Linked DNA regions of Homo sapiens: region 2 is linked to region 1. A link is a contact called in ENCODE Hi-C or POLR2A ChIA-PET data. All regions are on one chromosome and are shown on one strand. Each heading gives the region's core, a stretch centred on a gene start or an enhancer-like site at or near the end of the contact. The rest is flanking DNA. Distances are from core to core; before and after follow the strand shown.

Region 1 (6,349 bases), core at 3,158-5,657:
ATCAATGCACCATAGGATTGGTGTATAACATTTAATTAATTAATTAATGTTATGTATTTTTATGCTCAAATAAAATTAATAAAATGTTATGATTTTCTTTTGAAAAGTAATTAACAGTTTTCAATGAGAAGGTAGAAATAGAAAACCAACAAAACACCCCAACTCCAAGTAGAACAGTTTTATGAAAGTACATATGGAAAATGAGATTATACCAATTGATTCCCTTAAAACTATTCATGTCTTGGGAAGAGTGGTAGACATACCCTGGCTTAAAAATGCTGAGACAGAGAGGATTCTGTTATTTGCAACTGGAATCTGCAATGGGAAGAATTCAGAAATATTACCTGCAATACTGCAGATGTTGTGGGGCATTATCACAGGATGTGGATGATTAATCAGGATATGAGCAAGGGTGCATAGTATGGCCTCAGACATGCTGCAGGCTAATGGCTTTATGAACATTCCTGCTAGGGTGACCTGATGTCCTGTGTTGTACTCAAGTAGCTCCTCTGCTGCTGACTCTGATCCTTCCATGTATATAGTAGGTGCTGAACAAATATTTCAAATCAGAAAATGTTAAAACTGCTGGGCATCGTGGCTCACTCCTGCAATCCCAGCACTTTGGGAAGCTGAAGCAGGTGGATCACTTGAGCCCAGGAGTTCAAGACCAGCCTGGGCAGCAGGGTGAAACCCTGTCTCTACCAAACAAACAAACAAAAATTAGCTGGGTGTGGTGGTTCATGCCTATAGTCCCTGTTACTGGGTAGGCTGAGGTGGGAGGAAGGCTTGAACCTGGGAGGCAGAGGTTGCAGTGAGTTCATATGGCTATACTCCAGTGGTGTGCACTGGAGTTGCCTGGGTGACAGAAAGAAAGAAAGAAGTGAAAGAAAGAAAGAAAGAAAGAAAGAAAGAAAGAAAGAAAGAAAGAAAGAAAGAAAGAAAGAGAGAGAGAGAGAGAGAAAGAGAGAAAGAGAGAAAGAGAGAAAGAGAGAAAGAGAGGGAGAGAGAGAAAGAAAGAGAGGGAGAGAGAGAAAGAAAGAAAGAAAGAAAGAAAAAGAGAGAGAGAAAGAAAGAAAGAAGGGGAGAAAGAGAGAGAGAGAAAGAAAGAGAGGGAGAGGGAGAGAAAGGGAGGAAGGGAGGGAAAAAGAAAGAAAATGTTAAAACTTGGTGAGACTTGAGCAATCATCTAATCTAATAATTTCCGTGTGTAGATGAGAAAACTGAAGTGCTGAACAGAGAAACAATTTGTCAAAGGTGACATACTCAGTGAAGTGGTTGACCTACCATGGCTCTGCTCTGTCTCAATGTGTCTAACAATTTACTTTTTAAAGTTTCCAAAACTAACAGTGTCTGCAAAAAAGCAAATACACCAACTACAGATAAATATCTGGTTTTAATACACTATCTTGAGGATAATGAGATCCCTTGTCCAGTGGTTACAGCCGCGTGATTCTTAGCCACAGCAGGGTTCAGGGAAGAATGTAGAGGCAGTCCTGGTGTGGTATAAAAGGTATAAAAGGAGCAACTAGGGTAAGGTCAGGGATAGGGAGCTATGGCTGGCTACAATGCCTGACTCCAAAGAGGAGAGAAAAATTTCGAGTTGAATTCACAGTTAACAGTGGGTCTTACTCAATGCAGTAGCTATGTTTCAGAAACTTTGCATATTGAGTTTTAGGAAATACAATCCTGTTTTAAACAGGGGGTGGCACTAGTCATTTAGAAGATTGTTACAATGGATCACTTTTCGAAGTGAAAGACTATAGGAGCTGCTCAGTGGTAGACAGGGTCGAATCCATGGATAAGTGAACAAGTGCATTGAAGTGCTAGGCCAAATTGTGGAGGTGCTGGGAGGTGACAGAGCAGTATATGCAAGGAATTTGGTGACACATGGCAAAGTAGGTTGTCTGGGCCAATCACAGGGCATAGCCCTTGGCAGGAAGACCGTCATCTTTGGGTAGGTCTTTTAGCAGAGTCCAGCAGCGCTCTAATGCAGAATGGCATTGGGGCAAAGGTCAAAAGCAGGCAGATCTAAAGACCTGGAAAAATTGGAATAGCAGCAGGTTAACTAAAGTAGAGGGTTTATTCAAATAGTAAAACCAAGGCCCAGTTACAGAAAGAAGATAAACCATTGTTATGAAGGCAGTATGGCAAAGTGGTCGGGGTGCTGGCTGTGCAGTCAAGGGATCCCCTGAATGTTGGCTCTACAATTGACCGATTATATAACCAGGTAGATGGATGGCCAAAAAAAAAAAAAAAAAAAAAAAACCCAAATAGCCTCAATTCTCCACACCTCCCTATATTCTCATTCTTTGCAATGTAATTTTGCAGTTCTTTCTATCAAGAGGAGGAATCTATTTTTCTATCTTTTGAATCTGGGCTAGCCTGTGACATGCTGTGGGCAAAAGAAAGGGGCAGAATTGTGATGCGGTGCCAGTTCTAACCTACAGCCCAAGAGGACTTGCATACCTCAGCTTCCTCTCTTGGAATCCTGTTTAGCTGCCATGTGAGCATGCTTGCACTAGCCTACAGGGGCAGAGACAAGTCAGCTCAGCTGTTCCACCTAAGGCTCCGGACTTGTGTAAGAACCCAGTCAAGATGAGCACATCTGATGTGCATCTGACTACACATGCCACAGAGACCTCATGCAAGTCTAGAACCACCCAGCTGAGCCCAGCCAAAATTGCTGATCCACAGAATTATGAGCCAAATACATGTTTATTCTTTTAATCTAGTAGGTTTGGGGTAGTTTGCTACACAGCAATAGAACTGATACAGTGATCCTGGGAAGGTTAACTAGCTATTTTGAGCCTCAGTTTCTCCTAGGTGAAATGCAGATGATAATAGTGCCTACTTCATAGAGTTATTGTGAGGATGTAATGAAATAAAGCCTAAAATTATTGAAAATATTATTTGGTAACTACTAAGGGCTTAATAAATGTTGTTGCTATTATTACTAGATTGAGGCATAAGGGTGGTTATAGGATATGGTTTGGAGACATAAGAGGGCTCTTGAAATCCCCCCACATGCATTATTTCAAGATTCAGCAGGAAAATGGCTTAGTGAATATATCTACAGGGAACAGGAGCTGGGTAGGAAGCCAGCCCAGCTTTGTAATGAGTATCCCCTTATTTACAAAGTTTGCAAATCTGAGTTTCTACATTTCAAGTTTTCTGAAAACTGGACTTGCCTGCACTAACTACTATTTCTATGTTCTCAATATAGAAGCTGAATGAAGCTGTTCTTTTGTAAAGACTTTAGAAACTCCAGCTCTCTATGAGTCAGTAAAAACCCCTTTTAAAAAAGAATCTGCAGGCTGTTTAGGTACTAATTGTCCCTGGACTATTTTTAATAAACCATTTTTGTTCAGCTTATCATTCTCCATCTACTGATACCTCTGCACAGGTAAAATGTAGTACAATTTATCTTACCAGACTAAAATATGATCCATCTAGCACTGAATGGGTTTTAATCCAAAGCAAGTAATTAATTGTCATAGCCTAGTAATTACCAAGCAGGGATAGGATTATATAAAAATGGCTCTTGGATGGGATCATGATTCTGTCCAATTTTAAAATTCTTTTTGGTCTTATCCTCTGATTTATGAGCCAGCTCTAAAAGGCTGAAGCAGGATTTGGTGCCAGTCCTTGTCCAAGTGAAGTCTCACCCTCCATTTAGGTAATTAATGGAGGCCACTAAAACTCAGATCTCGTTAGGCTTCTTTATAATCAATTGCTTCCAGGATTAAAATTGAGACTCTTGATTGGGGAACTTGAAGCAGATCCAGCAGCCTCAGCTTTCTGATTGCAGTTTTTAAAGCTTCAGCCATTTGAACTTGACAAATAAGATTTGTACCAAGCACCCCAGGGATGTGGAGGCCAGCAAGGTGGCCAAGGTCAGAGGATTGGCAATAGATTCAGAACCATGATGTAGTTCCTAGCAATGGGATTTCTGCAAACACTTATGTGCATTTTCCTATATGGCCATGTCATATCTTTCTCATTTAAATAAGGCAAACTCAAATTGTGAGGTCTGTGCCTTTTCCATTAGATTTCTTATTCTGAAATTTTTATGATTCTAAAACTTTTATCTTACAAAAGATTCACTAAGGTATTTTTCCAAAAATGCATATTACTAGCTGTATGTTTGATTTGGTAGGTCTGAGGTGGGGATGTAGAATTTGAGTTTTTAACAAGGTCCTCAGGTGATTCTTATGCTGGTTCTCCAAGGACCACTCTGTGAAGACATTGCCACAGTGATGAATTTCTAAAGGTTCTGTGTGTCTATGAGAAGAGCGGAGGATGAGGTTGTTATCTCTGCATGTTATTTCTGAGTTGTTATCACTGCCCACACAGTGATCACAGTAAAGTCCTGCATTCAGTGGTATCCAATAAAAGTGACTCATTATTACTCACTGTGCTAGAGTTCATACTCCACCAGATGGAATTCAAGTAGCCATTAATTTATGCCATAAAAAGTTGGGAATGTATTAGTACACAGACAAATGTTTGTTCTTTTAAAAGAGCAATAAAATTGATAAACGCTAAGCAATAGCAATAATAAGCAAGAAAAAAAGAGAGACGGCACAAATACCAATATTAGGAGTTAAAAAAATTTGATGCTGCTACAAATCTATCAGATATGTATTAATCATGCCTTTTTATTTTCTAACATTTTGGCATCTGGGGCCTTGCTGATCTTAGAGAGCCTTCCCATCTCAGAGACTTCCCTCTCTTAGGGCTGATCCTGAATAGACTTTTCCTCTTAGGGCTACCCAATTCCTAGACATAGTGAAGAACTTACCTGCAAGGGTTCCTTTCATATGCAAATAAACCAGTTCAACAACCCCCTTTGTTGAGCTCTCACATGCCTTGCCATTATTTCCCTGCTCCAATCACCCCAGGTCCAGGTTTCTGACAACCAGGGGCGGCCCTTCTCCCTAGAGCCTGCTGAAATTATTCCAATTAGCCAATCATAAACCTACTTAGCACACTTACCCTGCCTTGGCATCTCTTTCCACATACACACACATGCACACACACATACACACACACAAACACATACACACACACACACACAACCAACACAATACTCTTGCCCATGTTTCCCCCTCACTCCCTCTGCTCCTGACTGACCCTGCTGCTTCCCCATGTATTTCTCTGTGGCATGCTGTGCCTTCTGCTTCTATGGAACTGTAGATATTAATACAAAAATCTTCCTTCATGATAGTCATTTCTGTGCCCATGTATTTTATCACACATGATTAAAACAAATCTAATGGACATTTTACAACACATCAAATCAACAATGGATAGAACATCCAGACAGAAAATCAATGAGGAAACATCAGACTTGAACCACACTATACACCAAATGGACCTAATGGATATATGTAGAGCAAGCTTGTCCAACCCGTGGCCCACAGGCCACATGCAGCCCAGGATGGCTTTGAATGCAGCCCAACACAAATTCATAAACTTTCTTAAAACATTATGAGATCTGTCACAATTTTTTTCTTAGCTCAACAGCTATTGTTATTGTTAGTGTATTTTATGTGTGGCCCAAGACAATTATTCTTTCAATGTGGCACAGCGAAGCCAAAAGATTGGACTCCCTTGATGTAGTACATTCTACCAAACTGCAGAGGAATACACATTCTTCTCAAGCACATACGGAACATTCTTTGGGATAGATCACATATGAGACCACAAAATAAGTCTTCACATATTTAAGATTTAAATCATATCAAATATCTTCTCTGACCACAATGGTATGAAATCAGAAATTAACAACAGAAGGTAAATTAGAAAATTCACAAAAATGTGGAAATTTAACAATGCACTCCTGAACATTCGATGAGTCAGAGGAGAAATCAAGACATACCTTGAGAGAAACAAAATGAAAACAATACATACTAAAACTATGGAGTACAGCAAAAACAGTAATGAGAGGGAAGTTCATAGTGAAAAATGCCTGCCTTAAAAAAGAAGAAAGGTCTCAAATAAACAACCTAACTTTACACCTCAGGGAATTCGAGAAAGACGAACAAACTAAACCCAAAGTTAGTGAAAGTTAGTAAAGATTAGAGCAGAAATAAATAAAATGGGAACTAGAAAAACAATAGAAAAAAATCAACAAAACTAAGAATTAGTTTTCTGAAATGATAAATAGAATTGGCAAAACCCTTGACTGACTTAACTAACAAAAAAGGAAAGAAGACTCAGATAAATAAAATTAGGAATGAAAATGGAAACACTACAGTTGACACCACATGAATAAAAAGGATCATAAGAGACTACTATGAACAATTATACATCAAGAAATTGCATAACGTAGTAGAAATGGAGAAAT
Region 2 (6,369 bases), core at 997-3,496, 45 kb before region 1:
TTTAGGTTCACTTTTAATGGAATCCTTTTCTAATATGTGTATTTATAGCTCCTATTCTCAAGACCCAGTCATCAAACCCTTCCACGTGTGAATAATTATCCATCTAATTACAATCACGTAATCCTGTTATCAGCCAGACTTGTTCTCATGTTATCGTTGATAAAGTGCCCATGAAGGTGATGTGAGGAGCCAAGCTCTTTGTGTCCTTCTGTGTGCCCAGGAGATGGGCAGAAAAATATGCAATTTCTCATGTTTTCAGTTTATGTTTTACCATGAGTTTGAAGGAATCTTCCTTGTGAAGCCTCAGTCTTTGCAATGATGGTTTACATTCTGAGCATCCTGTGGAAGGAACAGACTGTTCCAGCACCAGGAGGGGATCCGTCCAACCCGGGCAGAAGGATGGTGAATAAGGAATGTCAAGGAGCAGATTCCTACCCTTGAAGGAAGATTCACTTGAAAGTAATTTACTAAGGGGTAGGCCTCAGGAAAACCCAGGGAGTGAGGAATTGGGACTGGGAAGGGAAGGAGGCCAGGCGAGAGTGCAGAGTGGAGCTGCAGTGTGGCTCCTGCTTCCCCAACCACCTGTCATGATGAAGATCTGCCCTCGGGGGCTGTGATGGTTACTTTTATGTGCCAACTTGGCTGGGTCGCAGGTTGTCTGGATGTTTAGTCAAACATTCTGAGTGTTTCTGTGATAGGGTGTTTTTAGATGAGATTAACATTTAAATCAGTAAGGCTGATTGACCTCTGCAATGTGGGTGGGCCTTGTCCAATCCGCTCAAGGCCTGAATAGAACAATAATGTGGAACGTCCTCCAATTAAGAGGGAATTTCTCCTTCCCGACTACCTTCAAGTTGGGACATCAACTTGCTTCTTGCCTTTGGACTTGGACTGAAACATTGGCTCTTGAGCCTGGCAGCTTTAGGACTGGAACCAACCATGGGATCTCCTGGCTTGCCAATGCAGATCTTGGGACTTGTCAGCCTTCATGATCATGAGGCAATCCCTTATAATAAATCGATTTCTCTCTCTCATATATATATATGTACACACACATATATATGTATACACACACATGCATACATACATATACGTATATATACACACACGCATATGTATACATGTATATATGTAATCCCATAAGTTCTGTTTCTCTGGGGAACTCTAATATAGGTAAATACGTCCCCTGATCCCTGGCACTTCCAGGCTGCTGCATGTGGTCCAGGGAGGCTCCAGCAGCCTGGGACAGCCCTGCAACAGAGAAGCAAGAAGATGCTGGCTGTCTCCCCACAGAGAAGGCACGCAGAGGACAGGGGCACAGGAAGAAGGAGGGGCACCGAGGGAATGTGTGGAGGCACGGGTCTGCTACACACGTAGTAACTCACTAACCTTACACCAAATCAGGACGCAGATACTACAGTTATCCCCGTTTCATAGATGAGGAACCCGAGCATGAGGAGAGTCAGCAAGCCGTGGAGCTAACTCAGATCTTGACCGCTGCTTTGGAGGAAAGTTGTGAAATATCCTGCTGGGCTAGAGGTAAAGGGAGGAATAAGCAGTCATCAACACCCCTACGAGGCTGAGTTAATTCAAGGAGTCGAGCAAAAGAGGCAAGGGGAGGGGTAGCTGACAGCTGGGGGCAGAGGAGAAATGCTTGGACAGGGGATGCCGGGGAGAGCGGAGGACTCTGTCGCGCTGACCAGGGCATTCCCCAGCGTGGACTGCAGAAGGACTGCAGCAGAGACGATCTCTGCAGACAGGTCCTTTTCCTCACTGCCCTCAAACACCCAGCGTGGGCTGCTGCCCGCCGGGCCTAGGCTGGAACCAACCACAGGCTTCTCCGAGGACGCGAGGGTCTCAGCCGGCGGCGTTCCCGGCGTGGCCGCGAGAGGGCGCGCCAGCCTCGGGCACCGCCGGGGTCGCGTCCTCCGCGGGAAGCCTGGCAGCCGCGCGTCCACTCCAGGCTGCCTTGGGGAGGGGGTGCCCCGGGGCATTTCCTCAGAGCCCTCCAGCTCCGCCTCACTTTAGAGCACCGCCGCCCCTTTCTGCCCCCTTTCCCAGGTGGCAGCGTATGGGCGCGATTTAGACGGTATGGGACGTTGCCCTGCCCGCCACCCCCTGCCCTCATAGCCTAGTGCAAAGTCTGAAAAAGAAACTGGCCTTGGTGGGTCCTGAAAGATTGCAAATCTGGATAAGTAAACAAAATCTGAAGGCAGCCTCTTAAGTTTAAACCTGGGCCTTGCTTCTGTTTGCTTTGGCTTGAAAACGTTTGGGGGTGGGGCTAGGCGTCAAGATGGAGTGACTGTACCAGCATACCACATTAAAGGGACTGTGCGGTTCCTCCACACAACGGGAGGGTCCTTCCGCACGGAATACAACACCCCCACTATCGAAAGCAAGCCCCTCTTGAGGGCCACCTCCTCCAGGAAGCCCCCGCCCGCAGGAGGACCCTCTGAATGTTGGCATTACTGGCCTGCCCACTGGTCCCTCTGCCCATCCCAGGAGCAACGCCCTGGGAATGCCCCTGGCAGGGGCCAGTTCCTGTCTGTACCCGAGACCCTGAGCTCTTGCAAATTAGAGATGGTTATTCTTTCCCTACTAGGAATTGTAGGCTGGAGTCTACATAGAGTAAGAGAAGAAGGCCAATCACCGACCTGGAATTCCTAGCACCCCTTTGACCCGGCCTTCAGGTCAGAGCTGGCTGCGGGTAGATGGGCCATGGGGGAGATGGGCTTGAAACAATAATGCATAGGCCGTGGGGAAAAGGGAGAGAGAAATTAATGTCCCTTCCAGGTACTCTCCTGGACTGTAGAATGAATGTCTACAGAAGAGTATATGGTCTTATGGGGAAACTGAAGTCCAGAAAGGAGAATATTCCCAGCCAGGATCACACAAGCAATCAAACACCATTCAGATACAGTTAAATCGACTGGACCAACAATCCAAAGGTTTCCGTCCTGGAAGCTGTGTTGCTTTGGGCAACTTGTTTACACCACGGAGGCCTTCATTTCTGAATGTGTGAAACGGTGAAGTTCTGCGGTGTGCAGTGTAAAATGGGGCGGGTGTGTGTGTGCAAAAGCAACAACCCAGGTGTGCAGACCTGCCTCTGCCAGAGTGACCCTTCCCCTAACAGCATCTAACCCAAGAATGGGAGAATTGCTTGCTATGGAGAAATCTAAATATCACACATCAAACCCATAGGAAACATTAGAAAATATATAGTCATCTGCCTTGAAGGGCAGATACGTGAACTTTTTAACCCAGAGCAGTTGCTACCCAGCTAGCTTTGAAATTTACTGCTTTTGGTCAAAATATGCTCTTCAGCTAGTGCTTTCTTCTAGCTGGTTGTCTTCCTGCCTGCCCTGTGTCATAAAAAATGGGGGGCCCTTACTGCTTTATCAAGGGGAAGTCAAGACTGGGACTTCTAGTCCACAAGAAGAGAGGCACCACTGCTGCCTTCGCACAGGTTAACTTGGAAGACAAAGGAGCTTTGGCTAAGCTGGTGGAAACTATCAGGACCAATTACAGCGACAGATACGATGAGATCTGCTGTCACTGGGGAGGTAATGTCCTGGGTCCCAAGTCTGTGGCTCGCATCACCAAGCTAAAAAAGGCGAAGGCTAAAGAACTTGCGACTAAACTGGGTTAAATGTACGCTGTTGAGTTTTCTGTACATAAAAATAATTAAAATAATAGAAATTTTCCTTAAAAAAAGAAAATATATGGTCATCTCAATAAATCCTGAGCATAATCAATTACAACTCAGTCATCATTACTGAGAGGAAACTCATTGTAAACCAGGAGCAGAGGACCACTGCCTAGGACCATCAATGTACTTATACTGACTATTATAACAGCATTCTACTATAATCACAGTGAATGCCATTCCTGACATTTAAACAATAAAGGCATTGCTTTAGTCCCTTCGGGCTGCGATAATGAAATACCATCAACTGGGTAGCTTGTAAACAACAGAAATTTATTTCTTTCAGTTCTGAAGCCTGCAAAGTCCAAGATCAAGGCACTGGCAGATTCGGTGTCTGACAAGGAAGTCTCCTCCTTCCCCATGGATGGTACCTTCTTGCTGTGTCCTCTCATGTGGCAGGGGATAGCCGGCTCTCTGGGGTCTCTTTTATAAGAGCACTTATCCCAATCATGAGGGCTCCTCATGACCTAAGTATCTCCCAAAGGCCCCATCTCCTAATACTATCACCTTGGGGGTTAGGATTTCAACATTTAGATCACAGCAGGCATTCTCACTAAAACAAAAACCAGAAGGCAGAGTACTCTTTTAATTTGAAAATTTGGGAGTTCTGGTCATTTTAATAAGAAATGTTAGGAATAATATTTTTTAACACTTGGAAAAGAAGAGGATTTTTTAAAAAACACTGTCATTATTTGAAGATGTTATAATTTAACACAAGAAACGAAAAAAATCAATTGCAAATGCCGTGTTAAAAATGAGATTGTAAATTAGGTGGTTGGATACAAAAGCAATATCTTAGAAAAGTGTTTTTCTATGTGCCAACAATTATAACCTGGAAAGTAGAAAGGAAAATCTTCATTTGTAACAATAACAAAGTATGAAAAGCCTAAGCAAAAATGTAACCAAAAATGAGTAGGAACTCCAATTCTTTTTTAATGAAAAGTTTCACTGAGAAACTAGCTTGAAAAAAAAAACTTTAATAAGTACAACATCAAATTATGGTCCTGGTTAGGAAACCGCAAAAAATAACATTCTACAAATTCTTTTATATATCATTTGTAATTTTAAAATAGTTTTAATGAAAAGTCTTAATGGGACTTTCATGGGAAATCAGTGAAATAATTCTAAATTTCTCTTGTGTTACCCTGGAAGAAAAAAATAAGTAAGAACATTTTATTTAAAATGAGGGCAAACTTATACCAGATTAAAACATATCACAAAGCTGTACTAAATAGAACAGTATGAATCTGGACTAGGGGCTGATGGAAAAGTGGTAGAGAAAACATAACTCCAGGAATAATGTTAATATTAATTAATTGACTCATATGAAATTGATAATATAGTTTTGAGCCATGAAGACATCAATTTGATGGAGTTCAACCTAATATATAATGCAAGGATTATTTCACGTAGTTCATAATAGGTACTTTTTTTTTTTTTTTTGAGATGGAGTCTCACTTTGTTGCCCAGGCTCGAGTGCAATGGTGTGATCTCGGCCCACTGCAACTTCTGCCTCCCAGGTTCAAGTGATTCTCTTGCCTCAGCCTCCTGAGTAGCTGGGATTAAAGACATGCACAACCATGCCCGGCTAATTTTTGTATTTTTAGTAGAGATGAGGTTTCACCATGTTGGCCAGGCTGGTCTCGAATTCCTGACCTCAAGTGATCTGCCCACCTCAGCCTCCCAAAGTGCAGGGATTACAGGTGTGAGCCACTGCACCTGTCCCATCATAGCATTTTTAAGAAAAAATTGGAAAATGTTAATGTCTAATGGGGAGATGATTAAATATGTTTGGTTGCATTTTTATGTGACATATATGCAGTCATTAGAAACAGTTTTTTTTTTTTTTTTGAGATGGAGTCTCGTTCTGTCGCCCAGGCTGGAGTGCAGTGGCACTATCTGGGCTCACTGCGAGCTCCTCCTCCTGGGTTCATGCCATTCTCCTGCCTCAGCCTCCCAAGTAGCTGGGACTACAGGCGCCCGCCCAGCTAATTGTTTTTTTGTATTTTTAGTAGAGACGGGGTTTCACTGTGTTAGCCAGGATGGTCTTGATCTCCTGAACTCGTGATCCACCCGCCTTGGCCTCCCAAAGTGCTGGGATTACAGGTGTGAGCCACTGCACCCGGCCTACAGTTTTTAAATAGAATTCAACACTACAGAAAAAATACGACATTAATGAGAAGAAAACAGCATTTTGAATGGCATATGTCTTGTGATTCCAGTTTTTGGCAATATATTACATATAAAATTATTGAGTATATATTATCTCAGAAAATCCATCTCTTCTCCATTTATTTATGATGCTTCTCTTATGCATGGGAAAAGGCTGGAAAATCGCTATGTATATGCATATATGTCAATACATAAGTATATGCATATATGCAAATTCATGTTTGAATATTAAAATAAGAGCACGGATCCAAATGTGGATGATTACATATTAGGTAGTCTCAGCATGGGTCACTTTGGAGGGCTGTGATATGAGGGAAGTGGGAGCAGGAAAGGAGAGGGAGAAGAAAAGAAAAAAAGACTGAATTAACAAATTCCACAAAACTCCGTATTCTGTAGTTCCTTCACTCCTCCTGGGGGTGCAGAGGGGTGGGGTGAGATGTTCTGGTGCCCTCTGGCTCTACTCCCCTCTTTAAGGGGCTTGAGGGGCAGTG

Evidence for each region. Hi-C counts contacts between places; a loop is a spot of excess contacts on that map. ChIA-PET counts read pairs that join two places held with the same protein, here RNA polymerase II (POLR2A). Pooled maps may share reads with other maps.
Region 2: a loop to region 1 is called in a map of PC-3, with 2.3 times the contacts of the local background. The contact joins two enhancer-like sites. A Hi-C loop is called at or near these places in 3 of 168 maps with a recorded cell type or tissue (DLD1, PC-3 and endothelial cell of hepatic sinusoid) and 1 of 50 pooled maps. POLR2A ChIA-PET finds 5 or more read pairs at or near these places in 2 of 52 experiments (PC-3 and activated T-cell).

What each region holds. Positions count from the first base shown.
Region 1 is chr20:4,545,014-4,551,362 of GRCh38, reverse strand. No RefSeq gene overlaps it. Among named protein-coding and RNA genes, the nearest start is that of PRNP, 140 kb to the left of the region's middle. RefSeq lists an enhancer at 4,371-5,112. Within about 2 kb of position 4,407, at least 5 of the 41 ENCODE cell types and tissues checked have a DNase peak (open chromatin) inside an H3K27ac peak, as active enhancers do; they include PC-3, where a contact is called at or near this core.
Region 2 is chr20:4,588,273-4,594,641 of GRCh38, reverse strand. It overlaps the pseudogene RPL7AP12. Among named protein-coding and RNA genes, the nearest start is that of PRNP, 95 kb to the left of the region's middle. RefSeq lists a silencer at 1,780-1,929. Within about 2 kb of position 2,246, at least 5 of the 41 ENCODE cell types and tissues checked have a DNase peak (open chromatin) inside an H3K27ac peak, as active enhancers do; they include PC-3, where a contact is called at or near this core.